Linked DNA regions of Homo sapiens: region 1 is linked to region 2. A link is a loop called in an ENCODE intact Hi-C map of the cell type or tissue named here. Cell type or tissue: GM12878. All regions are shown on one strand. Each heading gives the region's core, and the rest is flanking DNA. Links, peaks and the distances in the headings are about the cores only.

Region 1 (15,393 bases), core at 2,737-10,736, 50 kb after region 2:
CTAGCCTTATCTCCTATTCTCCCCACTGTGCATTCTGTGCTCCGGTCACACCGAACTCTTGCCATTCCTTCATCTAGCTATTCTGTTCATCTGTTAATGTTCCTCCTTCAACCTGGTCTCCTTCTTGGACTTTAAAATCTTAGACATCCATCATTCAAGACCAAGCTCAGATGTCACCTCCTCTCTGCAGTGGTGCTTTCTACAGCCTTCAAAGGCACATCAAATTGTTCCTTCCCCAATGTGCCAATAATATTTTTGTATGTGTGTACCACTTCATTATTCATAATTGGAGGTTTACAAATCTGTGTGACTTAAAAATTTTGAGTTTCTGCACAGCAGGGAACATCTCCTCCACCCCCTGACCTGAATAGATGTTTGTTTAACTGAATGGCCTGAAGCCCACTAGATAATCAATGATAATGCTAATTCTGGAACACATGACTTAACTCTTATTCCATCATTATTTGGGTTTCTATATATGACTACAACTAGATCGAACATGAAGTATGTCACTGTCAGATATGCAGCTGTGCATGGTGATAGTGTGGGCTGGGAGAAGACTTTCTGAATAATTACTGACACAATGAGGGAGTGAGACCTGGCAGATCTAAGTGGGAATGGGGAATGGAGCCAGAAAGATGTTAGATAAGGTATAGGGGTAGACTTCATCAAGAGGTATGCAGAGGACCAATTTTATAATTTCTACAGGAAATAAGAAAAGGAAAAAAGAAGAAATAATTAGTGGTGGGGTTAAGTGAAGGAAATATGTCAAGAACTAATGTCTGAAATGACTCATCAAATCTGAAATCTGATAAAGGGAACTTACATTTGCGTAGTGTAGAATATCGTCACATAGATGATCTCATTTAATTCTCAGAACAACCCTGAGGTGGAGGGTGGGGTGCGTGGAGGGCAGGTAGGGAGTGTTGCACTGTTGTTACAGTCCTCTCTTTACAGAGGAGATGACCAAAGCTCAGAGAGCAGAAATTACATGCCAAACATCCAGTGTCCCTAAGTGATGCAACTGGAACCAGAGACAAGTCAGCCTGTCTCCTGGTCCAAAGCCACATTCACCTTTTTTTTCAGAATGGGGAGGCAGCTCCTCTGATCTAAAAGCTGAAAGTCTTCATAAAATCAAATAGAATGGCTAGGCACAGTGGCTCATGCCTGTAATCCCAGCACTTTGGGAGGCCAAGGCAGGTGGATCACCTGAGGTCAGGAGTTCAAGACCAGCCTGGCAAACAATGGCCAACATGGTGAAACCCCATCTCTACTAAAAATACAAAAATTAGCCAGGCATGGTGGGAGGCACCTGTAATCCCAGCTACTTAGAAGGCTGAGGCAGGAGAATCGCTTGAACCCGGGAAGCAGAGGTTGCAGTGAGCCAAGATCGTGCCACTGCACTGCAGCCTGGGTGGCAGAGGGAGATGCCGTCTCAAAGAAACAAACAAACAAAAACAAAACAAAAAAAAATTAAATAGACTGACATGTAGAGGTTTTTCTGAGCACTGACTCAGAGAGATTCTCCATAAATTCAATTTTTTCTAGGCTGCTTTAAAATGAGGATAGAACACCATTTAGTCAGCTGACTTTCAGGGAGTCAGCTGATACAGAGTAATTCTCCACTTGAGCTGGGAGAAGTCTGACTTGGCTAGAGAATCTGGGGCAGGAAAGAAGAGCAGAGAGCAGTTTATTTTTTACCTCCCTGTGGCTCTAGGGGGTACACAGGACAACCAAAGATGATGCTGCACTTTTTGGTCAACTCTAGACAGAGAGAGAGAAAGTCTCAGGGTGATGGAGTGAAAGAGTTAGGAAGACAAGAGTTCTCTCAGCTGGCCCTCTGTTTCTCAGATCTACCCACAAACCTTGGAACCTGTGAGACTTAGACTATAAGTACCACTGACCAGGCTCTGCAGAGGATCCTTTCTGCTGTATTTAACAGAATACAACATTTCCTGTCCCCCTGACAAAATGGTCAGACCCTCAGGGGCACAGAGTTGGTTTAAATAACTTTTTACCCCACTATGTTGCACTGTAGGCAGATCACTTGAGGTCAGGAGTTCGAGACCAGCCTGGCTAACATGATGAAATCCTGTCTCTACTAAAAATACAAAAATTAGCCGGGCGTGGTGGCAGGTGCTGGTAGTCCCAGCTACTCGGGAGGCTGAGGCAGGAGAATCGCTTGAACCTGGGAGGTGGAGGTTGCAGTGAGCCAAGATTGTGCCACTTCACTCCAGCCTGGGTGACAGAGCAAGACTCCATCTCAAAAAAAAAAAAAAAAAAAAAAAAAAAAAGATTAGGGCAACATAGGCTGGTGTGGTTGAAAGAGACTAAAGACACTGTCTAATTCAAATGCTTCATTTTAGCAGTGAGAAAATGAAGGCCCAGAGAAAGGAAGTGTCTCACTAGATCACACAACTAGTCCATGGCAAAACCAGATAAAGAAAATAGTTCTACTTTTCAATTAAGATCCTGATCTGGCCGGGCGTGGTGGCTCATGCCTGTAATCCCAGCACTTTGGGAGTCCGAGGCAGGTGGATCACCTGAGGTCAGGAGTTCGAGGCCAGCCTGACAAACCCATCTCCACTAAAAATACAAAAATTAGCCAGGTGTGGTGGCACATGCCTGTAATCCCAGCTACTCAGGAGGCTGAGGCAGAAGAATCGCTTCAACCTGGGAGATGGAGGTAGTGGTGAGCCAAGATTGCACCATTGCACTCTAGCCTGGGCAACAAGAGTGAAACTCCGTCTCAAAAAAAAAAAAAAAAAAAAAAAAAATTCCTGAACTGAAGTTATTCAGGAGGCCAAGGAAATCATTCTCTTCCTTCCCTTCTGTCACAACTCAGTAAATCTTTCTTGGCTTCTTGATTATTGGAGGAAGTAAACATTTTTCTATGCTGTCTTTTCTGGGACTGAGCATGGTCTGTAAGTAATAAACAAGAGTTTCTTCATCCTCTGGAACTCTATCCTCTGTATCCTTTGTAAACCCCACTCTCTAAAAAGCTCTCAGTTTTATGACTGGAGCCCCAGAACCAGGGGAAACATGCTGCCTGGGTTTTGCTTTTTCAGTGGAAGCAGATTATATCAACCTTGGTCAGAAAACATCATGAAATTCTGTTCCACTGTTGTTTAAAATAAATATTTCTGTGAAAAATGCTGATAAAATTTGTATTAGTCAGGGTTCTCCAGAAAAATGGAACCAACAGGATTCATGTATGTGTGTGTGTAAAAAGAGCACTAAAGAGATGTTAAAGAATTGACTCATGCAATTATAGAGGATGATGTCTTAGTCTGTTTTCTGTTGCTTCAAAAGAATATTTGATCCAGCGTGTATTCTGTACTTAAAAAAAAAAAGAAAAAAAAGAAAATCTGAAACTGGGTAATCTGTAAAGAAAAGAGGTTTATTTGGCTCACACTTCTGCAGGATAAGAAATTCAAAGGCATGGCCTTGGCTTCTGGCGAGAGCTTTCATGCAGCATCACAACATGTTGGAGAAGGTCAAGCCGGAAGCAGACACATGCAAACAGGGGAAGCCAGGGGAGCGTCCTGGCATTATAGCAACCCACTTTCACAGGAACTAATCATTGCTATGAGAACCAGTTCAGTTGCCTGACAGCGAGAACGGACTAACTTGAGAACATCACAAAGCCATTCATGAGCGCTGTCCCCATAATCCAAATACCTTCCACTAGTCCCCACCTCCCAACACCAGCACACTGAGGATCAAATTCAGCATAAGCTTTGGTGGAGACAACCAACCATATCCAAACCATAGCAGATGGCAAGTCCAAAATCTGCAAGGCAGGCGAGCAGTCTGCAGAACCCAGAAAGAATTAATGTTGCAGTTCAAGGCTGAAGGCCGCCTGCTGAAAGAATTTCCTCTTGCTCAGAGGAGGTGAGTCTTTTGTTCCAGTTAGGCCTTCAACTGATTGGATAAGGCACACCCACATTATGAAGGGCAATCTGGTTTCCTCAAAGTCCAATAAATTAAATGTTAATTTCATCTAAAACACTTTCACAGAAACATCCAGAATAATGTTTGACCAATATCCGGGCATTGCAGCTCAGCCAGGTTGACACAAAATAAACATCACAAGACCACAAGCTGAAAGTTTTACAACCCAAGAGTCCCGTTAGAACTCTGATGTAGCTGGATGAGTGCCAGTTGCTAGAGGAGCCGCTGCACATAAAGGTCTTCATAATACTGGACCTCGCAAAACCATAGATCTACATCAGAGGAGAGAGAAGGAAGCCTGGCAAAGACGGAAAACTCATCAGGTAGACAGAAAGGTTATGACTGGGAAAGACTATTTTGGCAAACAGAGATTCCCTAGCCCTAATCCCTTTCCTTCTGTTTTTGTTTGTTTGTTTGTTTGTTTGTTTTTTTTGAGACAGAGTCTCGCTCCGTCGCCCAGGCTGGAGTGCAGTGGCATGATCTCAGCTCACTGCAACCTCCGCCTCCTGGGTTCAAAGGATTCTCATGCCTCAGCCTCCCGGGTAGCTGGGATTACAGACCCAACACCACGCCTGGCTAATTTTTGTATTTTTAGTAGAGACGGGGTTTCACCACGTTGGGCAGGCTGGTCTCAAACTCCTGGCCTCAGGTGATCCGCCTGCCTCGACCTCTCAAAATGTTGGGATTACAGGCGTGAGCCACCGCACCAGGCCCTTCTGTTTTGTTTCATAAATTAAGCAAAAGACCAGATAGGGGAGACACTGCCTTGTTTTTCCTTCAAATATACTTGGTGGACTGGAGTTCCAACAACCAGACCTTTGGGGCTGAGATAAGTTTTTCTTTCTAAGTCCTCAGTGTGGGGAACTACGACATCTGGCTTCCTGTTAGGAAGTTAAAGCTTGTGGCTATAGGAGAAGGTCTGACTCTTGGTGAAGCTGCAAAAGTCTTAGAGCTCTAAATATCGGGCTTTGGACATGGAGATTCTTTTATACGTTCAACAAGTATCCTTTGTGCCAGGCTTGATTGTACATGCTGGCAACATAACCATGAACAAAAGTCACAAAAATCCCTGCTTTCCTGGAGTTTTCATGCTACCAGGGGAGACAGACAAGAGACAATATGAATACGTGAAATACAACATATAATATGCTAATTACAAGTGGTAAAGAGAAAAATAAAGCAGGGAAGGGGACTAGCAAATGCTGGGGAACAGATGTTGTGATTTCAGATAAGGTGGCTAAGGAAGGCCTTGCCAAGTAAGTAACATTTGAGTAAAGACCGGAAGCACAAGAGAAGGTGAACAGTGTAGACAACTGAAGAAAAAGCATTCTAAGCAGAGAAATAACTGTAAAGGCCATTGTTGTGGGTTGAATTATTTCCCGTCGCCAAAACATATGTTGAAGTCCTAAGCCCTGGTACCTGTGAAATGTGACCTTATTTGAAGACAGGGTCTTTGCAGATCAAGTGAAGATGTGGTCATTAGGGTGGGACCTAATCCAATATGAATGGTGTTTTTATGAGAGGACACAGAGACAGAGAGACACAGGGAATATGCTGTGTGATGACAAAAGAGAGATTTAAGGGATGCAACTGCAAGCCAAGGAATGCCGAGAGTTGACAGCCATGGCCAGAATCTCAGAAGAGGCAGGCAAGAGTTCTCTCCTACAGGTTTTAGTGGGAGCATGGCCCTGGTTAACACTTTTCACCTCCGGAACTGTGAGACAGTAAATTTCTGTTGTTTTGAGCCACTCAGTTTTTGGTACTTTGCAATGGCAGCCCTAGAAAACTAATCCAGCCATGAAACGGGTATGTGCCTGGCATGTTGAAGGAAGATGGAGGCCAATGTCACATGGGAGGAAGTCATAGGAGATTGGATCAGAGAAGTTACACAACAGATGGCGAGATCATGTGGCACCTTATGGTTGGAGATGTGACATGATCTGACTTACCCTTTAACGGGCTCACATATAGTTATAACTGTGTGTTGCATTCATGGCTGAAGGGAGATGTATAGAAGAACCCAGACAATATTACATACACTAGATAATCATAAGAGGTATAGAGATAGGTGCCAAATTGTGTAAATACTAAAATCACCGTGCTTATAATTAAATCTTTCATTTGCTCTTTAGGTGTATTTTAATCTGTAATGTTAATGCATAACTAATTTTTAAAAGATGAAATTAAAATTTTTATTTTCAAAAACAGACTCTTAGGTGGCAAAGCATGAATTTGCTGACCTCAGGTGAACACATTAGTGACTATCTGGGTTGCTCTAACCATAATCATGGCATACCCCTCACCTGGTGTCATAGACAAGGAGACCCATTGGCTAGATTCCCCTTCTAGGAAGGACTTGCTATTCTGTCAGGGGAAATATGGTCAGCAGACAGCCTTCAGCTCCTTCAGGGTTTGTCTCTGTTGCAGAGAACAGGCTATCTTGTATATGGTTCAAAGACAGAGAAAAAACTGAGTTAGCTTAAGAGACAGGAAATGTATTTATGAAGGATTAAGTATATCTCACAGAACCCAACCTCATGAAGGACTGGAAATGGAAGAAGATGGTCTCCCTGTTTCTGTATCTCTCATCATCATCATCATCACCGTGTTCTGTCTATACTTCTTATGGTAGATCAACTCTCACAGCTCATCAGATGACATGACCCAAAACGGAAGTCCCAAAATGTCACCCTCTGTTGCCCTTATTGTCTGCCACCATATAGGTCCAGTGCCTGTAGCCAACTGATCCTATCTCTCTAGATTCTCAGGAGAGATGGTCTGACTTGGCTCTCTCTTTGGTCAGATGTCCACTCCTAGCCAGTCAGCTATAGCTGGAGACTGGGTCATTTTGAATGGAAAACTGCCCTTCTTCCAAGGCTGTGGATGGAGTTTATTTTCTAAGAAGAGATGTGATGTTGGGAAGAATATGCAGTGCATCTCTAGCACAAAAATCCTCACAGCTATGATATTGTAGGAAAAATGTTCAACTTTGAAGCCATGGGATCAGTTTTGAGTTCTTGTTCTGCCATGTATTAATTGTATGAACTCTAATGGGGTCAATTAAACTTTTAAGCCTCTGTTTCCTCAACTGAAAAATTTCACATTTTTTGAGATGGGCACTAGGCTATGCACCAGCAATATAGAAATAAAAGATACAGTCCCTGCTAGACAGATGTTCACAGTCTAGCAAAGCAGGCAGGTAGGAAAGCCCAATAACTACAGTTCTAGGTCCATATGCAGTGATGGAGAGAGCACGCCTGGGTGAGGTGCCCTCCTTGAATGCCCCAGTGTGTGGGTGTGTGGGCATGCACGGTGTGGATAGAAGAGAAGAGGAAGGGAAGAGAATGGGGGAAAGCTTCCTAGAGGAGGTCAACCTGGGGCGGGAACTTGATAGGCAGGAGATAAATGTGGGGAGGAGGAAGTATACCCAGGCAAGGAGAGCACCATGTGCTGAGTCACAAATACGTGAAGGAATGTGGTCATCTCAGACACATGTAAACGGGAGGGCAGGGCTGAAGTAAAGAACTGCATCTGGCATGGAGCCAGGCAGGTGTGGTGGGGTGGTAAGAGATGAAACTCCTCTGATTGAGAAGGAAGACATGTGGGCAAGCGCTCTGAAAACAAACAGTGCTACAGACACAACAGTGGTGAACAGGGAGTGTTGATTATGTGAAACCAGGAGCTAGGCTACTTGGTGTCATGAACGTGTCTCTCTATGAGGCAGGAAATATAATCTTCATTTTACAGGGCCTTATTGAGTCATAGTCCCAAGGTCTCATGGTGTCTTGGTTTGGGTTCTCTCAGAAGTGGACGTTGAGAAAAGGATTCAAGCAAAGGTAGTTTATTTGGTGGACGATCCTAGGAAACCCCAGTCAGAAAGTGGGGAAGCGAGGTGCAGAAGAGAAGGAGCCGATAAAGTGTGTGCTATCAAAGACGTTACCACTGAGGGTACCTGGAGCTCAATCCCACTGGGAAATGTGGGAAGACAGAGAGGAATATGCCTCTGAAGTATTTCCCCCAAGAGGCAAGGAAGCTGGGGTGTTTCTCTCCAAATCTCCATCTGTCACTGTTTGAGGACTATTTCTCAGATATTAACTCTGGAAATCCCAGCTTCCCTTGCACAGGGCCCCAGCGTGCTCTTCAGGCAGTGAGTCACAAGGGTTCTCAGTAAGCAGACTTCAGGGTGCACAGGGGAGGGCTGAGAGGTTATGGGCAGAACATTGACAGCATGTGCTATGCACAAACAGTGAGGAGGGGAGCAAGGGCTTGGTCCCAAGCAGCCTGGCTTAGGTTTAACAACAGTATTATACTCTTTCCCAAATGTAGAGTATTATTAATATACATATTTATACTGATACTTACAGTACTTTTCAGAAACCATAGTATTGAGCCTAGAATAGAGGGAGTCTGTTGTCCTCATCAATGATTGACACATAATGGATACTTAATGAATATTTTTGGATGAATGTTTTAAAAGTCAAAACATAACTAATTCAGTGTTATTTACCTATAAAGAGCCTTTGGCTGGGAATCAGAAGATTTGGATTGTAGTTTGAGTTCTGCCATCAGTTTGGGGACCTCAGGGAAGCCATCTAGACTAATTGAGCTTCACTTTTCTCATTTTAAAACCTCATTTTATTACCCACCCCACTTGCCTACTGTTAGAGTTGTGAGGATGAAATGTAATAATGAATGTGAAAAGTTAAAAGTATGGCAAACTAAGGAGTAATTCTGTATCTCTGCCTTGATTTTGAATCAGGAAGAAGTGGGCCTTTGGTTTCCCAGGACCCAGGACCATGTACTGTGAGGCCACCAAGTCCATCAGTCAGGGCTCTTTGTTGTAACAGGTGCTAACTCTGACTATCTTAGTCAAAAAAGAGTTTATTAAAGAGATAGCAGGATGATCACAGAATTGATAAGCAGTCTAGAGAATCAAGCTAGGAAAATGGACAGGAACTGAAAAAGAACCATGGGGAAGACCACACCTCAGAAACATCCTGGTGAAAATGCTGCTTCCTCTCCCACTGAGCAGTGGACACCAGTGCTGCCACCAGCACAAATTCTAAACCGTCCGAGTTTCTTGGGTCATTTGCTTCAAACTTAGAGTCTCAGGCAGTAATATCAGGGGGGCCAAGATTAGGTCATATGCTTGTGCGCCAGCTGCCAGGGACCCAGGAGGCCAACCGTCTGGCCTGTTTTCCAGCTTCCATCAGGGGAAGACACATTCTACCTCCCAGCATGTCTCATGCAATGGCAGTTTCCCCAGACACAGGAAGGGGGCTCAGACGCTGGGCAGCCAAGAAGAATGTAAGTTCCATCCAAGTCAGAATGTAGGGAAAGTGAGGATACTGGTTCAAAATTGAAAAACCAAGATAAAGAGAAGGTCATGTTTTATTGAGTAGCAACATTGACTTGAGGCTTTATTAACCAGGAACTGTTCAAGGTGCTGGGTACAAAGAGGACTTTGACACTGGTACTGGCCTCAAGGTGCTCTAGCCAGTTAGGAAATGTATATTAAAATAAAATATGATAAGAAAGGGCTATAACTGAGATGTAACAAAATTCAACAGGAGCACAAAATAAAGGATTAATGCTGGGGATCATGTGGGTGGTCAGGAAAGTTTTCACAGAGATGGGTCTTGAAGGACGGAAAGAGAGAGAAATGAAAGAGCATTAGAAGCAGAGCCACCTCTGGTATCTGTTACTCTTTCTAACCAGCCAGAATCTGGGTCCGGTATTTCCTGCTCAGTCCTTTCCTACTGCCACCAAGCACAACACATATGCTACTACAATTAAGGTCTAAAATTAGTATGATTAAGGTCTAAGCAATATGAGGGTATTGTTCAAGCCAGGATTTTCTTCCTTGGCTCTCCCCAAACTCTCTAGTGCAGAGTGATGTTGGCAAAAGTTATTGCTGCTTTTGTTGTTTTTAGCTATTTTAGATGAAAGCATATACTCAGACCTGAGTTTGTTTGTTGGCTTGTTTTTTAGATATGGTGGTCTTACTCTGTCATCCAGGCTGGAGTACAGTGGTGCAATCATAGCTCACTGTAACCTTAAACTCCTGGGCTCAAGCAGTACTCCCACCTCAGCTTCCAGAGAAGCTAAGACTATAGGCACATGCCACCATACCCTGCTACTTTTTTATTTTTTATTTTTTGTAGACATAGTCTTGCTATGCTTCTCAGGCTCATCTCAAACTCCTAGGCTCAAGCGATCCTCCCATTTTAACCTTCCAATGTTGGAATTACAGGCATGAGCCACCACGGCCAGCTAGACCTGAGTTTAAATAATGGCTCAGCCACTGACTAAAATCTCTCTGAGCCTTGATTTCCTCAAAGATAAAATGGGAATAAAAAATACTTGCCTTCCAAGTATTCCAAGGACTTTTGAAGATTAACTTAGATAATGTTTGCAAAGTGCCAACGATTGGCAGTTGGCAGGTGCTGTTATTGCTGTTGGTTTGAAACAGTTCTTTGAAAATCTGGTGATGAAGAAGAGACCTTACTCTTCTTCCCCTTTGACCTCAGGGGTTTCATACAAAGAGTGAGGAGATTACAAGAAGGAAATGTCTTCCAAGAGAGAAAGAACCCAGAGGTTCTGCCAAAAATGTGAGACTATATGGGGGAAGCAGATATGAGCTACTTTCAAAGCCTGACTCCGTGGTGGGACTGAGAGCCTGGCTCCTGAGTCGAGAGAGGCTTTCCAATCCCACAAGAATGATTTCAAAAACAGCCCTCTTGGCATTACTGACATTTGCCTCTGCCCTTTTCAAGGAGGAAACAATTTACCCAGATGCAGGCCCGCTTAGGCTCCATTCTCTAGCAAGATCAAGCCAAGAACTTGGAAGGGTGGAGGACAGCACATTCATGAAGCCATTTTCACATACTGTTCCTGCACAGCCTTTGAAAATGTGTGCCTTGTAACAGGTTGAATAACACTGGTAAAATCGCATTGTGTCCATTCTGAATAACAAGTATGATATTTGAGAGGAATTAGCTATGGGCTGAAGAAATTTAATAAACAGGGAAGATACAGATGTGAAAATGCTGTGTGGCTTGGAACAGACACCAAATTATGTGGAGTATGAACTTAAATCTCCTTTCTGAAATTCCTGGCCTATAATTTAATAGTCTCTTCTTCCTAATAAACAATAGTGTTCTATTCCAACCTTGGACTTCTAGGTAAATTCTGACCATTCATTCATTAAACAGCTATATGTTGAATACTTACTACATGCCAGGCATTGCAATGGGTGTACAGGATCTTGATTCTGATTCTGGAGAAAGGAGAAGAGATTGTTTTGTAAACATTTAGGGCTTCTCCTTTCAAATGTTATTTGTGGGAAAGCATGAATGCCTCCCCTGTCTGTATATGGAGAAGATAATTTCATGTAGAATGGCGTAGTTCTGGTGTTTACTAGGCTCATCATCCCATCTGGGGGTAGGCCCAGGATTGGGAAGGATAGAGCAGCCATGCATGTTGCTATGGTAACTTGGCATTAACACACCTTAGCTCCTTTGTGTCACCCCCAAATTTCCTTTAAAACTAGTGTACATTTTCAGAATGTGGAAAGCTTTTCTTAATTTTCACGTGGCCAGTTATAAAGGCATTTTTCAAAGCACTCAGGCAAAAGGATGGTCCTTTTTTTTTGAGGCTGAGGCTATGCTGATGCTATTTTCTAAAAGCATAATCAGGATCTAGACTATCTTATTCTTTCATAGGAGATTGCACTTTCAAATCCCTTTCACATATGTTATTGTGCTTTTATTGCCACCTTGTTTTAACCTCCTGCTTAAGCTACTCTGAAGGGCAGGAAAATGAACCCACTAAATTTTTATGCCTCAAAATAACCATGTGAGGTAGGAACTAATACCTGTATTTTATAAATGAAAGAACTAAGGCTCAAACAAGGTCACATGGTTAGAAAATAACAGGATGAGGAGGAATGGAACCAGGCCTTTAGATTGCAGATCTGGTGTCTTTCTGTTATACCTTCACTGACTCCCAGTATCTTCCAGCCTTTGTTACTTTATAAAAATATAGATGCATACAAAGCAGTGACTAGTTTGTGCTTTTCTTTCCTTTCTTTTTTTTTTTTTTTTTTTGGTTGAGATGGAGTTTTGCTCTTGTTGCTCAGGCTGGAATGCAATGGCACGATCTTGGCTCACTGCAACCTCCACCTCCCGGGTTCAAGCAATACTCCTGCCTCAGCCTCCCGAGTAGCTGGGATTACAGGCATGCACCACCACACCCGGCTAATTTTTTTTGTATTTTTAGTAGAGACGGGGTTTCTCCGTGTTAGTCAGGCTGGTCTCTAACTCCTGACCTCAGGTAATCCACCCACCTTGGCCTCCCAAAGTGCTGGGATTACAGGCGTGAGCCACCGCACCCAAGTGTGTTTTTCTTTTCTTTTTCTTTTTTTTTTTAAAATAGCTTGGCTGGGCGTGGTGGCTCACACCTGTAATCCCAGCACTTTGGGAGGCCAAGGCGGGTGGATCACGAGGTCAGGAGATCGAGACCATCCTGGCTAACACAGTGAAACCCCGTCTCTACTAAAAATACAAAAAATTAGCCAGGCATGGTGGTGGGCGCCTGTAGTCCCAGCTACTCAGGAGGCTGAGGCAGGAGAACGGCATGAACCTGGGAGGCGGAGCTGGCAGTGAGCCGAGATTGCGCCACTGCACTCCAGCCCAAGCAACAGAGTGAGACTCCGTCTCAGAAAAAAAAAAAAAAAGCTTTATTGAAGTTTTTGTATGTATGTTATATATTTCTTCATAAAATTTACCCACTGTAAACATACCATTTAATGATTTTAAAAAATTTTTGTAATAGCTTTATTGGGATATAATTCACATACTATACAATCCACCCACTTAAAGTGTACATCCAGTGGTTTTTGGTATATTCACAGAGTTGTATAACCATGACCACATCAATTTGAGGACATTTTTAGCATCTCAAAAAGAAACCCTGTACCTTTTACTATCACATCTGAATCCTCCCTCATAGAAATGGTTTTATATAACATGTGGTCTTTTGTGACTGCCTTCTTTCACTTAGCATAATGTTCTCAAGATTCATCCATGCTGAAGCATGTACCTACTTTATCCTTTTTATGGCCAAATAATACTCCATTGTGTAAGTATAGCACCTTTTGCTTATCATTTTATCAGCCAATGGACATCTGAGTTGTTTCTACCTTTTGACTATTATGAGTAGTGCTGTTATGAATATTTGTGTACAAGTTTTTGTGTGGACATATGTTTTCATTTCTCTTGGGCATATACTTAGGAGTGACATTGTCAAACGATAACTCTATTTTTAACTTTTTGAGGAACTTCCAGGTTGTGTTTTCGAAAGTGGCTGTACCATTTTATATTCCCACCAACAATATATTGAGGGTTCCCACTTTCCTATGCCCTCACTGACGCTTAGTGTGCTTTGCTTTTTTCACTCAACATTATTTCATAGATATGTTTCCATGTTCACTTGGTTATCATTTTTAATGGTTACACAGCGTTCCAAATCAGTTAGTTGGATATTATTTAAAAATTACTTTAAAGCTCAGGACTTGGATTGTTTTCATTTTGTGCCATTATAAATAGTGGTACTAGAATCTTCACTGCTTACTACATTTTTCCTTTAGCTTATGTCCTTGAGGTATGTTCCAAAGTGGAACAAAGGGCACATACAGCTCATGTACTGCTTCCCTGGTTAGTCTGCAGAAGAGTTGACTGTACCTAAAATGCTATCAGCAAAGTTTGCACTTGCCTTCCTCTCCACAGCCTCTGCCAACATAAGGCTTTGTTGCTTTATTTGTGTATATTAATGATATAGTTACTGTATTAGTCTGTTCTCACACTGCTAATAAAGACATACTTGAGACTGGATAATTTATAAAGAAAAGAGGTTTAATTGACTCACAGTTCCACATGGCTGGGGAGGCCTCATAATCATGGCAGAAGGCAAAGGAGAAGCAAAGTCATGTCTTACATGGTAGCAGGTAAGAGAGTTTGTGTAGGGGAACGCCCATTTATAAAACCATCAGATCTCATGAAACTTACTCTCTCCCATGAGAACAGTATGGGGGAAACCATCCCCATGATTCAGTTATCTCCATCTGGCCCGGCCCTTGACACATGGGGATTATTACAATTCAAGATGAGATTTGGGTGGTGACTGAGCCAAACCATATCAGGTATAGGTACATGATAGAATCTTATTTTTTATTTTTATTTTGAGACAGAATCTCACTCTGTTGCCCAGGCTCAAGTGCAGTGGCACGATCTTGGCTCACTGCAACCACTTCCTCCTGGGTTCAAGTGATTATCCTGCCTCAACCTCCCCAGTAGCTGGGAATTACAGGCATGCACAACCACATCCAGCTAATTTTTGTATTTTTTAGTAGAAATGAGGTTTCAGCATGTTGGCCAGGTTGGTCTCAAACTCCTGGTCTCAGGTGATCTGCCTGCCTCGGCCTCCCAAAGTGCTGGGATTACATGTGTGAGCCACCACACCTGGCCTGAATCTTAACAATCTTAGGCTGTTTCGATTTGTATTTCTTTCATTGTTGGTGAACTCACAATATTTTAACAGCCATCAGCTGTTACTCTAAGCCATCCATCCAAAAAAGCCAAGCAGTGCAGGAGAATCTAGGGCCATAGCAAAAGGCAGAAGATGGAGCTTAAAGAAATTCCCTGGGTTTGGGCAGGGCGTAGTGGCTCACGCCTGTAGTCCCAATACTTTGGGAAGCCAAGGAGGGGAGATCACCCGAGGTCAGGATGATCTCAGGTCAGGTTCGAGATGGTGAAACCTCATCTCTACTAAAAATACAAAAATTAGCCTGGGCGTGGTGTCAGGCACCTATAATCTCAGCTACTTAGGAGGCTGAGGCACAAGAATAGCTTGAACCCAGGAGGCGAAGGCTGCAGTGAGCTAAGATCGCACCACTGCACTCCAGCCTGGGCGACAGAGTGAGACTCTGTCTTTAAAAAAAAAAAAATTCCCTGGGTCTGGGAGCAGGCTCAGGAGGTATGTTTGATAGCGTGACTGCAGCCTCAGCTGTAGATGAAGAGGACACTGGTAATGATGCTGAACTGATTTAGACATCATATCCTTTTCCACGTTCTCCTTTCATTTGGCACTTCTCCTGGTTCTGCTTCTCCCTCCCTGGCCATTCCTTCTAAGCCTCCTTTCAGCATTTCTTTCCTTCTACCTGCTTCTTATACATCGGTATTAAATATAGGATTTCATTATTGGATCCTTCTTTTTTAACTTAATACTCTGGGCAATCTCATTCACCCCCATGGCGGTAATGACAATTTAAATGCTGAAAATTCCCAAATATGTATTGCCAGCCTAGACTACGCTCTTGAATTCCAGAAGCACATATCTAGTTTCCAACTGTATATCTCCATTTGAATGTCCTCTAGGCAC
Region 2 (15,393 bases), core at 3,628-11,627:
TAGGTACTGAGGATTCCCTGGTGAAGAGCGAACAGGACAGATAAAATCCTTGCCCTGCCCTCATGGAATTTGCCTTGTAGGTGGGGTTCACCAGAAAATATGAACAAACAAACAAGAGCATTTCAAATCGTGGTATGGACTTTGAAGACCTTAAGGGGTAAGGTTATAAGGGTATAACTGGAAGTGGGGAAGCCCAGGAGGCAGAGGAAACAGTGAGTCTAAAGACCTGGCAGGAAAAAGCTTGGCCTGTTGGAAGAAGAGAAAGGAGCTTCTGTGGTTGGAGCTGAATAATTAAGGTGGGGAGTAGAAGTGATGAGGTATGATCTTAGAGAAGTAAGATGTTGTTGGTGCAATGGAAAGCAATTTGGAAGGTTTTAAGCCTTGGCATGATTTGACTTACCATTTGAAAAAGAAAAATTCCTTGCATGTTGTGTGGAGAATGAAATTTAGAGGCTAAGATTACAAGTGGAAACCAGTTAGGCTCTTGCAATAGTTCCTTTGAGAGATGGCAGGAGTGTCAGTGCAGATAGAGAGAAGTGAATGGCTTCAGCACATGTTTGAGGCGTAGTGACAACAAGACTTCCTGATGAGTTAATGTGAGAAATAGAGATCAGAGAGAAGACACTAATGACTTTCAGCTTTGGGGCTTGAGCACTTACATATATGTTGGTGGTATTGACTGAGCCAAGAGAGACTAGGAAGCAGAGGCTTAAAGGGGTGAAGGAAATGAAGCCTTATCCATGATAAGTTCAAGATACCTATTTAGGTTGGTGCTAAAGTATGGTGGTTTTTGTCATTGAAAGTAGTGGCATAATACATGTGTAAGAGGTGCTATCAAGTAGATAAATTTTATATATATATAAAACATAAGAAAATAAGTAATATATATGATAATTTATAATAATAATATATATATGAGTCTGGAGTTTAGGGGAAAGGTTTGAGATATATGTTGAGAAATCATCAGCATACAGATGGCATTTAAAGTCATGGAACTGGGGTCGGGCGTGATGGTGCATGCCTGTAATCCCAGCACTTTGGGAAGTCAAGGTGGGTGGATTGCTAGAGGACTGGAGTTCGAGACCAGCCTGGCCAACATGGCAAAACCCCATCTCTACTAAAAATACAAAAATCAGCCAGGTGCGGTGGTGCACACCTGTAATCCCAGCTACTCAGGAGGCTGAGGCATGGGAATTACTTGAACCCAGGGGGCGGAGGTTGCAGTGAGCTGAAATTGCGCCACTACATTCCAGCCTGGGTGACACAGTGAGACACTCTCAAATAAGCCCAAAGAAACAAAGTCACAGAACTGGATGAGACCACCTAGGGAGACAGCAGAAAGGAGCCAAGGCCCAAATTTAGAAATCTGGTACAGACAGGAACCAACAGAGGACCACTTTTAACATGTTCGTGGGCATTATGACTCTATAAGAGGTGGAAACAGAAGGCAGCATTTCCCTAACTTTTTTGACTTTGAAACCTTTCATCATGTAGCATGTCACAGGACTAGGGTTTTAAGGAAAACATTTTGGAAAATATTGCTCATACCCTTCTAGTTACACTCCATTATGGCATTATGTATTAATTTCTAAGGTAACACAGGCTTTCTCTCTAGGTAGAGAGGTATTTCCATAAAACTTCATCTATCCCTAAACCAAACACTGTCCGGAGGATCCAAGCCCCAAAATATACCTATAGGAAGCACACATGTGCCAAATGCAGTGAGCGGCAAGGAGGGCTGTCTCACCACAGCCTTGTTGAGCCCAACCTCAAATGCTGCCAGATTTTAGCCTTTTTTTTTTCTTCATATTTCTAATAGTATTTTGGTGGAGGAGTAAGATTGAAGGTCTGGAGAGAGGCCCTGGGAGTAAATTGTCCTTTTCTCTGGTGATGTATGTAATATTGTTCAGGGTACTAGCATTTGGGTGTTTCCACCTATATACACTATATCAGAGTGTCAGAGTGTCACTTGATGCTCTAGAAAGAATTAAAGTTTTTTTTTCTATTTTCTAATGAATGAGGTTTTTGTTTGTTTTGTTTTTGTTTTTTTGTTTTGGTTATAAGGAATAGAAACTCACTCAGAGGCCCCATAAGTAAAAAATGTATGAGGGAAATACTGAAAGGGAATTTATCTGGTGATAGGAAGTTAGAATCTGAGGCAGCCGTAGGGATAGGTTTCTCTCCAGGACAAGTCTTCTCTTTTTCTCTCTCTCTCCGTCTCTTTCTCTCTCTCTCTCTCTCTCTCTCTCTCTCTCTCTCACACACACACACACACACACACACACACGCACACGCACGCAAATTCACAAAGACTCAGAGGCTGCATGGTCTTTCATGGTACCTCTGAGACCTCTCACATTTTATAGTTATACACTAAGAAATCATAATAAAATCTTCTATGTTTGCATACCACAATCTAAGTAAGTCTTGAAGATTTGCTTTGTAAACAAGGAGACCAAGGCCCAGGGAGAAGACACCACCCAGTGAAAGGAGCCCTAGTTGGGTTTAGTAAATTTGAATTCTGCTCCTGTGTGACTGTAGGCAGGTGGCTTCATCTGGGTTCAAATTCCTCTTCTGAAAGGGAAGTGACTGGATAGAGATAGGTGATCTTCAAGATGCATTCCACAGTATAACATGGCTGTGGTCATACAGCTGGTGGATTATGGCCAAGTAAGAATCACATCTCCTGTTACCTGGTCTAGTGTTGTGATTTGTTTCATTACACTATACTGCATTTTCATTTTTAAATGTTTTTTTAAAATCTCAACCCATTTTTTTTCTCATCTGTTTGGATTGCTGTGAAAACACTTTTAAGAAGGCAGTATGGTACTGTGAAAAAAGTGTAAGCGTTGAAACCAAAGAGATGGATTTGGATCTAGGTTTACTGTCAGCTCTGTAATTTTAGAGCAGTTACTTAACCTCTTCCTCAGCCTCAGTTCCATCATCTGTAAGACAGGTGTATATAATACGTGCCTTGTAGGCTTGTTGATGAGATTAAATAAGATTGTGTCTATAAAGCATCAAAGATAGTATGTATAAACATTCCATCTCACATTTTACATCTCCATGCCTCTTAATTATTTAGGGAGATGAGGAATTACAGCAAATCATTTACGAACCAAGATGAGGACGAGGCAAGCGATAGCTTTATTGTCTGCATAAGTAATATTTATCAGAGAAATATTTTAGGTTAATTTTTCTGTTCAAACATTTTCAAAATATCAGTCCATGTTCCTTCTTAAGAAAGCACACACACAATCTTTAGAAAGATTATAACTGAATCTTTGTTGATTATTGAAGATCTTGCTGTGCCTTGGGCTTATTATTTCAAACTTGAATTCGTATCATTCAACTGCCTTGGAAAAACGTGCAGAAGGTACAAAACTTAGTTGGAATGTGTTAAACTCAGGAAATCTAGAATTTTGTTGTTTGTTTTGAATTGAAATTCTTGTTAACAATTTCTCTGTGGTTCAGACTTCTAAATAGTACAAACATTCCATTTATAGTTGAGGATCTTGGGTACTGTGTTCTGGTTAAACAAATGATCCACAGAATTTTTTTTTTTGAATGCCTACTTTGTTGAAGGACCTGAACCAGACACCATTTTGGACATGAGGAAATATTAAAATTAATATGAGGCTTTAAGGAATGTACACTCTCATTAATTAGGCAAAACATAAACTTATAAAAAAAAGTAGCTACAACAGAAGTCAAAAAAATGAGAGAAGGCTTTATAAAGAAGTCAGTACTTGAAATGGGACTTGAACCATGGTAGGATTTGCACTAGCAGTGCTCAGTGGTAGGAGGAATGTTTGATGGAGAAGGATCTTTAGGGCAGAGGGAATAGTTTGAATAAATGCACGGGGATGGGAAAGCTTAGGTTATATCTAAGAGACTTTAAGTTGTTCATTTTGGAGATAATTAAGGCTAACACAGATACTTAGTTTTTCTTTTGTTTTTTTATTATACTTTAAATTTTAGGGTACATGTGCACAACGTGCAGATTTGTTACATATGTATACATGTGCCATGTTGGTGGACATTCCTAGTTTTTCATAACATCTACTGAATGTACAGATGTCTTGAAAAGTGTTTCTTAGGCCCCTAGAGTGATGAGAAACTGATTTGCTGTGCATTCTTTCGTACATTAGTTTATCTCTGTAGGCTGATAATAGGTAGGTCACAAAAGAAATCATAGGGCTACCAATTTGCCTGTTTGTTAGAAGCTAAGATCCATTTCTTGGACATCAGAGATGTTTGGTACACTCGACAGCCTTCCCAGGTTCCATTCTCCTTTCTAGAAAACCATTACAGCCATGGGCTAGGTCCTGAGTTTGGGTATCCACTGCCCCTCTGTAAACAGCTCAAGCCAGGAACATGAAGGAGGAGGGCACTAGGTTTCTCTAATGTTCTTTCCATTTGCCTCACTTGCCCCTTGTTTGCCAGCCCAATCCTGTGCCCATTCTCACCCTTAGAAACAAGGCTACTTAAACACAAGGTCGCGTTCCTCAGAGGGAAAGATAGCATTTCACCTAATGGTCAATGGACTTACATATTCCCTTTATAAAAGTGGAAAATGAGAGAAAGCAGGTGGGGGGAAATCCATGCAGAACCCTGGTGTTATGGGACATCTCTCAACCTACTTTGCTGAAGCTAATGCTTTCAGCAGAGGTGAAAAAGGCATGACACAGCAATGTGTATTACACATTGAAGTATCTGGGCAGTGAGACTCCCATGAAAAATTGCTAGATAGTTACTCTCTTGAACATTTCTAAGCATTGGTTGATTCTGTTGATATGGTTTGACTGTGTCCCCACCCAAATCTCATCTTGAATTGTAGCTCCCATAATTCCCATGTACTGTGGGAAGGACCCCACTGGAGGTAATTGAATCATAGATGTGGGTTTTTCCCATGCTGTTCTCATGATAGTGAATAAGTCTCATGAGAACTAATGATTTTGTACATGAGGGTTCCCCTGTGCAAGCTCTCTTGCCTGCTGCCATGTAAGATGTGACTTTGGTCCTCATTTGCCTTGTGCCATGATTGTGAGGTCTCCCCAGCCATGTGCAACTGTAAGTCAATTAAACCTCTTTCCTTTATAAATTACCCAGTCTCAGGTATGTCTTTATTAGGAGCATGAGAACAGACTAATTCACTGTTAAGTAGAGAAAATTGAGATTCTCAAACTTGGCTTTCTATATGTAAAGCAAGTCTATGCCAAGGAACATGGCAGTTTTGTGTTTTAAAGAAGCAAATCTTTCATCAGGGACACCTAATGAGGAAGGTTCTCTTCTTGTCTTCTTTTTTTGTTGCTGTTATTTTTCTATATCTGGCTTCTTTGTTTCTGCCCTTCACTTTCAACCATAATGCACAACTTCTCCCCATTTAATGAAAAACTCCTTTCCTAACATAGTACAGCGTCAGAGTGGTAGAGCTGGGAGGGAACTTAGACATTATTGAAGTCACCCTTGACTTTTGAGATAAGGAAAATAAGCCCCAGAGAGATAAAATGATTTTCTGACTGTAGGAGTGGTAGGGATAGACATGAATGGTGGGAAGTTATAAAATAATTCACAGAGTGTTTTATGGTTTACAGAGTGTTATTACTTATGTGATTGCACATGATCTCATAACACCTGTGATGTAGGTGATATTATTATGTCCATTTTACAGGTGAGGAAACTGAGACCCACAGCATTTTCCTATAAGGGGAAAGAGTATATATTTTTCATCAGGGAAACTGCTCATGGCAAAGCCTAGTGACTGTGAAGTGCCAAACCCTGTTCTGAAGGGCTAGGCATACAAAGATTAATAATGACTGCCCCTGCACTCATATCTGTTAGGAAGAGGTTGTTGGTCTCCCCAAAGGCCACACACGGGCACCCTAATGCTGTCAAAAATTAACTGAACTCTAGTGGAACTGCATCTGGTACAGCCATTTGACTCCCTCTAAGCGTGGCCATGTAGAAACTTTGGACAGGGCAACTCTTCTAAAGAGGAACCTACACTTTAAACTGTATAAAATTGAGAGTCTATGTAATGTGAAAAGTGAAAAGTGAATAAATTAAAGTTGGCTCAAGATCATAGAAGCATTTGGGTTCTAACTGGCAGGGGAAGTTGAGTGGGGATGAATTAGGGGCTTTCAGATCTCTTCTCTTCTCTTTTATTCTTTTTTGTGAATAGTCCCCATCTCTGTGGCCCTACTTTTTCAGAGTAACACTGACAAATACATACTCTTTTTGTTTTTCATTTTTATTCTTGGTAAAATAATCTGATCAATAACTGGATCATACCTTCATGGATGCTGGAAAATTCTGGAACTTTTGTTTATCTAAGACAAGGATCAGCAAACCACTGCCTGTGGGCCAAATCTGGCTGCTGCCTGTTTTTATAGGCTTGCAAGTTAAAAAATCATAACTGCATATATATATGTGTATATATATATATATATATACACACACACACACACACATATATTTATTTTTATTTTTATTTTTAATTTTTTTGAGACAGAGTCTCACTCTGTTGCCCAGACTGGAGTGCAGTGGCGAGATCTTGGCTTACTGCAACCTCTGTTTCTTGGGTTCAAGCAAAGAATAGTTTTTATATTTTTTAATGGTTGAAAACAATCAAAATCAGAAAGCTATTTTTTGATGTAAATATAATATTAATTAAAATTTCAATGGCAAAAAGTAATGTTTTATGAGAATGCAGCCACTCTTTTATTTACATCTTATTTATGCTTTTGTCCCACACAATGGATTTTAGTAGCTGCAACAGAGACTACATGGCCTGCAGAACCTAAAAATATTTACAGTCCTGCCCTTTACAGAAAATCTTTGCCAATACTTCTCTTACAGCACTAATCATACTGTATTAGAATTGGTTCTCTCCATATCCATCTCCCCAGCTTGACTTTTGAGCTTATGGAGGGCGCCTCTTTGCTTAAGATGAGGCTTTAACTCCTGGTGGGCACTCTAAATATTTGTGGGATGGAAGAGAAAATGAATCAATGATGTGGGCTTGGCAGAGTCGATTACCCCTTTGGGGTCTCAGCTTTCTTTTCGTGAAATGAAAGAGTTGGTTAAGGTGACCTTGGTCCCCATCTAGCTCTGACATTCTATATTATATATTAAGGTTTCTGTAGCTAAAAATAAATATCACGTTTGGTTCATTGAACTTCAACTTTGAGTTCTCCCTTGCTGATCTTCTAACTATTGGTTGGTTTCCCAGGTCTTTCAGTATCATGAAAGGGATGCCCTTATGAGCTAGCTTCCCTGGGCATATTGTGTTAGTGTATGTGGTGTGTGCATTGCATGTAGTATATAAATATATTATATTAAGAAATCAATAACTTCCTTCTTCATTTCTGCCTGTCTTGTGTGAGTCTGGTGACATGAACAATTTTCGCAGGGTCTGGTCATTCTTTTTTTTTTTTTTCTTTTTTTTTTTGAGATGGAGTGTCACTCTTGTTGGCCAGGCTGGAGTGTAATGGCGTGATCTCGGCTAACCACAACCTCTGCCTCCCGGGTTCAAGAGATTCTCCTGCCTCAGCCTCCCGAGTAGCTGGGATTACAGCATGCGCCACCACAACCTGCTAATTTTGTATTTTTAGTAGAGACGGGGTTTCTCGATGTTAGTCAGGCTGGTCTCGAACTCCCGACCTCAGGTAATCCACCCACCTCAGCCTCCCAAAGTGCTGGGATTACAGGAGTGAGCCACCGTGCCCGGCCGGGCCTGGTCATTCTTAAGAATCTGGGGCCAGGCGTTGTGGCTCATACCTCTAATCCCAGCACTTTGGAAGGCCAGGAAGGGTGGATTGCCTGAGCCCAGGAGTTTAAGATCAGCCTAGGCAACACAGCAAGACCTCATCTCTACCAAAAAAAAAACAAAAACCCAAAAATTAGACAGGTATGGTGGTGTGTGCCTGTAATCTCAGCTACTTGGGAGGCTGAGGTGGGAGGATTTCTTGAGCCAGGAGTTCCAGTTTGCAGTGAGCTATGATCACACCACTGCACTCCAGCCTAGGTGACAGAGTGAGACTTTGTCTCAAAAAAAAAAAAAAGAAAAGAAAAAAAATAGATTTTATAATCAATACCCCTGTATTTGAATCATGACTTTACCTTGTACAAACTGTAACAAGTTATCTTGTGTATATTCATATCTCATGTATATATTAGTATCTTCATCCTGTATATTTTAAGACAAATTACTTAATTTTGATTTTCATTTTCCTTAGCTGTCAGATTGGATTGAAAATACCTTCTAGAGCCAGGTGTAGTGGCCTGTGCCTGTAGTCCCAGCTACTCTGGAGACTGAGGTGGGAGGATCACTTGAGCCCAGGAGTTTGAGGCTGTAGTGAGCTGTGGTCATGCCGCTGCACTCCAGCCTGGATGACAGAACGAGATCCTGTCTCTTAAAAAAAAAAAAAAAGTCTGAATGTTTGGAGTTCAGAGACCACACACTGGAGTTATGGCTACTCCCTCACCTCTATGCATCCACACAATAGACTCAGAAAAAAAAAATCTGCCTTTACTTGGAAAATCTCACTACTTAGAAAAGCTTACTACTTGGAAAATCATGGTATTTTCAAACCAAACGGAGATAAAAGTCCTTGTGGAAACTTTACAAGCGCACAGTGTCATTCCCTGAGGTGGTTCAAAGAACACCTTCATCAGGCTGGGTGTGGTGGCTCACGCCTATGATCCCAGCACTTTGGGAGGCCAAGATGGGTGGATGGCTTGAGCTCAGGAGTTCAAGACCAACCCGGGCAACACAGCAAAAACCCGCCTCTGTTAAAAAGAAAAAAAGTAAAACACACAAAAGACAAAGAACACCTTCATGAGGCAAGGTCAGGGCCAGACATAACATCAGTGTGATTTGATTTAAACCATTATCCTGCACTGTTTCCTCTCAGAAATGTTATTGCCTCTCTTCAACCCCATCATTGTTAAAAAATGGACAGAATCTTAGAACTGAGACATATGTGACCTAAGGAAATGTGCTTGCCTATAAATATGGTCCCATAAAGTCTGCCTGTACTGAAGCCAAGAGCAGCTCTCAAGCAATAGACAAAATTTCTTTTGCGGACTCTTGTTATTTTTTCTACCCTTTCCTCCCAGGTTTCTAACACTGTTCACTGATTATCATGGGCCTCTGCTATGATGCACCCAGTGTGGAAAACATCTAAGCCTTCAGTTCAGTGTCTCCCTTCCCTTCTCACTACCCTTAAAAGAAGGGTAGTGAGGTATAGTGGAAAAGAGTAAAGCACTAAGACTCAAATAAATCTCACACCCAGCTCCTCCATTTGTTGATGGAGCCTCAGTTTCTATAATCTACTAACACTTACTATCTCCTACCTCTGCTAATCACCCCTGAGTCCCTTACCAGCAAGAACCATGCATTATTTCTTCTTTTTATCTCATACTACTTAGTGTATAGCATGCAGCAGAGGCTTGACACATGCCTCTGGAGTAAAATTGAACCAACTTGACACATAATCTTGCATGGATCATGAAATGTGGAATGTCTGTGCTAAAAGGAACTCAAAGACCTACCCAGTGCAGTGTCTGCAAACACAAGGCAGTTGCAACCCACTCCCCTCTTCTGTGCTAAATGGACAGAAATGACTAAATAGTCACAATATTCTTTCTAGCAGAGAGTCTTTCCTGACCTAAGCTTCACAATTTTCAATGGAGCTCCCTTGGAGGCCACTGCTGAAATTAGCACTGGAGAAAAAAACCTATGTACCATTCTGGATTAAGTATAACTTGCATTTTATAAATGAAGAAACCCAGACCTAGATAGGTGATATGATTTGGCCAAGGTCACACAACTAATTGTAGGGTGAATTCAAAATAGAACGTAGCCAGCCCTCCATATCCACAGGTTCCAAATCAGAGGATTAAACCAAAAACAGATAAAAAATATTTGGAAAATTTTTTTTGAAATAACACAATAACAAAAAATAATACAAATTTAGGCCGGTCGTGGTAGCTCATGCCTATAACCCCAGCACTTTGGGAGGCCAAGGTGGGTGGATCACTTGAGGCCAGGAGTTCGAGACCAGCCTGGCCAACATGGCAAAACCCTGTGTCTACCAAAAATACAAATACTCCTTGGCTTGAAGGCATTGAGACTTCTGTTAGAATCCAAATGTTAAGCTGTGGATAGAGCACTGGATGGACAGCATGGAGACCTATACAGTCCCTAGGTATGGGGAGAATTTCTAGCAATGACGAATGTGCTTTTTGGTGGGAGTGGTGGGGTGCTTGGCAGACAGGAGAGCCTTAGAGTAATGTGGATACCTTCTTGGTATTTCAGAAGGCAAGTCAATTGCTCAGCACACTTTCACTGAAGGCCTCTTCCAGGCACAGATGCAAGGACTTAGAGGCATAGATAGATAAAACCAGGACTCTGCCCAGGGCTTATAGACCAAAAAACAAACATTGTAAAAAAAACCACAATGATAAGTGAACTAACAGAGATATGCCTAGAGCCTTGCAACGGCAAAAGGACATGACCACACATTGCCTAGAGAAGTCATAGGGAACTTAACTGAGGAAGTAGCTTCTGAGCTGATTATTTGAAGAGAAGTCACAGTTTTCCCAGGAAATTAAGAAGGAAAGAGTGTTCCGTCACAGAGAACTGTGTGTACAATGGCAAAGGGCTGGAACAGAGTCTGTCATATACTGGCAACAACAGAGAGTTCTGTGTGCAAGGAGTTCCAAGTGTGTGATGAAGGGGGGTGGAAAAGAGAAGGGAATGAGGGCAATGTCCAGTGTCAGGAGAGGGATCTAGAGAGAGAAGCAACACCTGCTTTGAAGGAGTCTACAAAGGCTGATAAGACATGCATAAATCATTATAATGCATGGTAGAATGATCCAGTGTTTTTCAGAGGATCAAAGGATGGAGAGGAGAGCTCAGAGAAGAGAGAGATGACTTTTCACTGGGAGTTAGGGATATATTACTGATAAGTCAAGCAGGGTTCAAATTGATCCTCTTTTACTATTGAAATTCAAGTAGAAGTTAAAAATCTGTGATATGATTACTTGTGCAATCGTGTTCTCATTGGGTCACACCTTTAACTTGATAGACCTGATCCTAAGTCCCAACACACCACCCAGTGGGGTGCCCATTCCCATTACATAACATATTGGTGTTTTCTTCACTACTCTGTTACCCATTGCCTACAACAGTGCCTGACACCTGGTAGGTACTGAATAAATATTTGTGGAATCAGTCTTTTAAATGATATATTTTTATTATGGCAACTACACACTCTAGGTTTTTCCCAGTGTCTTAAAAAGTCTGTCTCCCTTGGGAGGCCGAGGTGGGTGGATCACGAGGTCAGGAGTTCAAGACCAGCCTGACCAACATGATGAAACCCTGTCTCTACTAAAAATACAAAAATTAGCTAGGCATGCTGGCATGTGCCTGTAATCCCAGCTGCTCAGGAGTCTGAGGCAGGAGAATCACTTGAACCCAGGAGGCAGAAGTTGCAGTGAGCCAAGAAAAAAAAAATATATATATATATATCTGTCCCTTAGTCGCCATTAGTACCACTGTATTTGTCATGCATCTGGATTTCTGACTTAGCTAACACGGTAAGAGAACCCACAGATACAATATAGAAAAGCTTCATTCTCAGAAACTCTCCCTATGCGAGCTGGAGTTTTTGGGAGGGAGGTGGGAGAGAAGTGTGGTTTAGTAAGAGCACACCATTTCCGGGCTGGAGGCCTCAGCCATTCCCTGCTGCACAGTTAACTGCCCATGCAGTCTTGGACCAAGGCATCTTGTTGTCTCGTTCTTTGCCCACTGAACACACAGGCTCTGAGAGTCTTGGATGGAGGTGGAAAGCATTCGCATCTTGAAAAGGATGTAGTTGGGGCACTTGTGGCCTTGTTTGTTTCTTTCCAGAGCTCTGGCTACTGTATTGGAAAAGGTAAACTTTCAGATCTGCAGGGATGAAAAAGTGTGTTGCTTCACAACTTAGCATCTACCTGATACTGCCTGGAATGTAACATTTAATGTGTTTAATTATCATGGTCAAATGAATCATCAGTGAAAATCATTATCAACTAAATATGTTCTGTTTTTTTTTAAACAAAAGATTCCAACTTTGTTTAGTTTTAGGTTCAGATGCCAAGTTTTTTAAGCTGAGGAATAGGCTTGCTTTATATTCTGACCTTCTACAGTCTCTACCTCTACCTCTCCTTGAAAATTCTGAATCCCTTCTGTATTTAGGAAGTAATAGAGAAGGCTGTCTTTCCTAATGGTTTCACCGGCCTCTCATCAACCGAAACTGAAAGCCTTTGGAATTCTCTCCACCATTTCACCACTGCACTCTTGAGTCCTCTTGATTCTATCCCCAGATTATTCTTACATGTATTCCCTCTTGTCCAGCACATTAATTGAGGTTCTCAGACTGAGTTATTCTAACTGCCTTTTAACTAATCTCTCTGACTCCAAGACCTCATTATCAAGCCAGCCTTTGCACTGCTACAAAACTAACCTCCCTAAAACACAGGTTACACTATGGCCCTCTCTTCCTTTCTGGGCATATCCTTATAACGCAGGGAATAAAATACAAAATTCTAGCATGCTATTCAAGGCCACCTCAAGTCTTGACAATGCTTTGTGAGCCCAACCTCTGGAAAATGAAAAATACATAGAAGAAAAATAAATTTATAAAATAAGCTGGATATAGTTCATAAAATCTGTGTCCAAAAATCTACTGCAAAAAGTGTTTTGTGTGTGTGCATACAAATATAAATTTAGATAGATAGAGATATGTATATGACACACAATGTTATAAATGGTTAAGATTTCTAGACAAGCCCATACAAATCTATTTGATGTATAATTTGTAAACAAACTACTGTGCATGTGCAACAAAATTACTCTGCAATGCCGATAAATAAAATAGGAAAACCATTAAAATTTAAAATAATTTTTAAGAAATATATCTTGACCACTGACCCTTGAGATGACAAGATGGACAGATGACTCCATTTGTCTTTATAGCTAACATTTACACTGTGCTTACAATATGCCAGGCCATATTCTAAGAGCTTTACAAGCAATAGCTTTACAAGTATTTGATCTCACAACAACCTTATAAAATAGATACTATTTCTCCATTTTGTAAACAAGGAAACTGAGGCATGGGGTAATTAACTTGCCCAAAGTCACATGCAAACTGGTAAAGGTGGGATTTGAATTCAGACAGCTTGGTTCCGAAGTTACCACTGCTTAAATTAGCACAGCCATTATGGAAAACAGTATTAAAGTTCCTCAAAAAATTAAGCATAGAACTACCATGTGATCCAACAATGTCACTACTAGGTATATATACAAAGGAAATGAAATCAGTAAATTGAAGAGATATCTGCACTCCCATGTTTACTACAGCATTATTGACAATTGCCAAGATATGGAATCAATCTAAGTGTTCAACAATGGATGAATATGGATAAAGAAAATGTGATATATATATATGTATATATATACCACAATGGAATACTATTCAGCCGTAAGAAATAACGAAATCCTGCCATTTGCAACAACATGGATGAATCTGGAAAACATGTTAAGTGAAGTAAGCCAGACATAGAAAGACAAACACAACACGTTCTCACTCATATGCAGAATTTTTAAAAATTGATCTCTGGCTAGATGCAGTGGCTCAGGCCTGTAACCCTAGCAATTTGGGAAGCCGAGGCGGGTGGATCACCTGAAGTCAGAAGTTTGAGACCAGCCTGACCAACATGGTGAAACCCCATCTCTACTAAAAATACAAAATTAGCCAGGCATGGTGGCACATGCCTGTAAACCCAGCTACTGGGGAGGCTGAGGCAGGAGAATTGCTTGAACCCAGAGATAGACGTTGCAGTGAGCCAAGATTGTGCCACTGCACTCTAGACTGGATGACAAGAGTGAGATTCTGTCTCAAAAAATAAATCAATCAATAAATAATTATAAAAATAAAGATAACCAAAGTTTCCACATTTAATGACAATTCTATCTTGAGAGCCACTGTAGAGTTACCAGGAGGAGCTAGAGCTGGTTAATGGTGGAGAATGTGCAGGAAGTGTCTAAAACTGTCAGGGCTAGACTGGCTGGGGAACAAAACTGGGTAGTCAGGATTGGGTATTGGGTACATGATGTTTTACTGAGGTAGTTTTAGTGCCAGTGATATTTCAGTGTTCAGACTTAATTCATTACTGTAAAGAATAAATTATTAAATTTTCAGCTTTTAAAAAATCATCAAATAATCTGTGTAGATAATCTCCTTAATGTCAGGATGAAATGAGGGTCAGATGAGGAATTCAGGAATGGGGCTGGACACAGAGATGTGGTGAGAGATGGTGAAGCTTATGAATGGGGTAAGGTTGTTACCCATGTCATTTGTTCATTTTTTAAAAGTGATAACCAATTTCTCTGAGTCTAAGATCTCCTAATCAAGCCAGCCCTTGCACGGCTACAAAACTAACCTCCCTAAAACACAGGTGAGACTATGGCACTCTCTTCCTTTCTGGGCTGCTCCTTATTGGCTTGATTTTTAGGGTCCAGTATATCCAAAGTGTCAAAACAAAAATGTATTACTTCAGAGGGACATGCAGGAGGAAGAGGTTAAGCACTGAGTGCTAACCACAGTCTGCCTTGGGCAGAAGCAGAAAGAAGCCTCAGGCCAAATGATAGAAGGGAAGTCGCTTTCTGTTTTTGTTGCCGGAAAGGGCAAAGAATCAAAACACCACTTTCGCAATGAATGATCTTACAAAATTGCAATAACTGTGACAAGACCTGAAAGACAAAACGCATTTTTGAAACATCTTCATGCAGTATCTTTTTGCTTTGAAGTATTTCCCATTTGAAAATTGGGATTGTTTGATGATGTACCATCATCTCTGGTATCAAGACAAATACCAAGACAAATCTTGGTAGATCAAGACAAATAAAATATTGTGAGAAAATTGGGATACAGAACCAGGTTCAAATCCAGGCTTTACCACGTATCAGCTGTGTGTTTTTAGGCAAATCTTAACCTCGCTGAATCTCAGTTCTTTCATTAATTAAAGGGGAATAATTTTACTACCTGAGCCTTAGGATTGTTAGAGTGCCTCAGACAGTCAGCATTCAGTAAATATTCAAATATTCATCAAATAGCAACAGTGGTTAGTGGGATTACAGTTGATTATTTATTTTAGGTCTCTGTATTTCTTAGATTGTCTACCATGAGTATATGTTGTTTTTGTAATTAGAAAGAAAAATAAAACTTATTCTTTTTAAAAATGAAGGCCGGAGGGCTGGATACAGTGGCTCATGCCTGTAATCCCAGCACTTGGGGAGGCCAAGGCAGGAGGATCACTTGAGCCCAGGAGTTGGAGAGC

The links. Peaks named below come from ENCODE experiments on the same cell type or tissue, not always from the same donor. Only the 100,000 strongest peaks of a DNase experiment are listed, where the experiment ranks them.
Region 1: a loop joins it to region 2, with 2.1 times the contacts of the local background. A loop is called at or near these places in 8 of 110 quality-filtered maps.

Annotation. Positions count from the first base shown.
Region 1 is chr11:86,175,811-86,191,203 of GRCh38, forward strand. No RefSeq gene overlaps it. Among named protein-coding and RNA genes, the nearest start is that of LINC02695, 10 kb to the right of the region's middle. RefSeq lists cis regulatory regions at 361-1,070, 7,973-8,247. In GM12878, for the core only: no CTCF peak of the experiment used is centred there; a DNase peak (open chromatin) is centred at 7,511.
Region 2 is chr11:86,124,425-86,139,817 of GRCh38, forward strand. No RefSeq gene overlaps it. Among named protein-coding and RNA genes, the nearest start is that of LINC02695, 61 kb to the right of the region's middle. RefSeq lists a cis regulatory region at 10,188-10,671. In GM12878, for the core only: no CTCF peak of the experiment used is centred there; no DNase peak of the experiment used is centred there.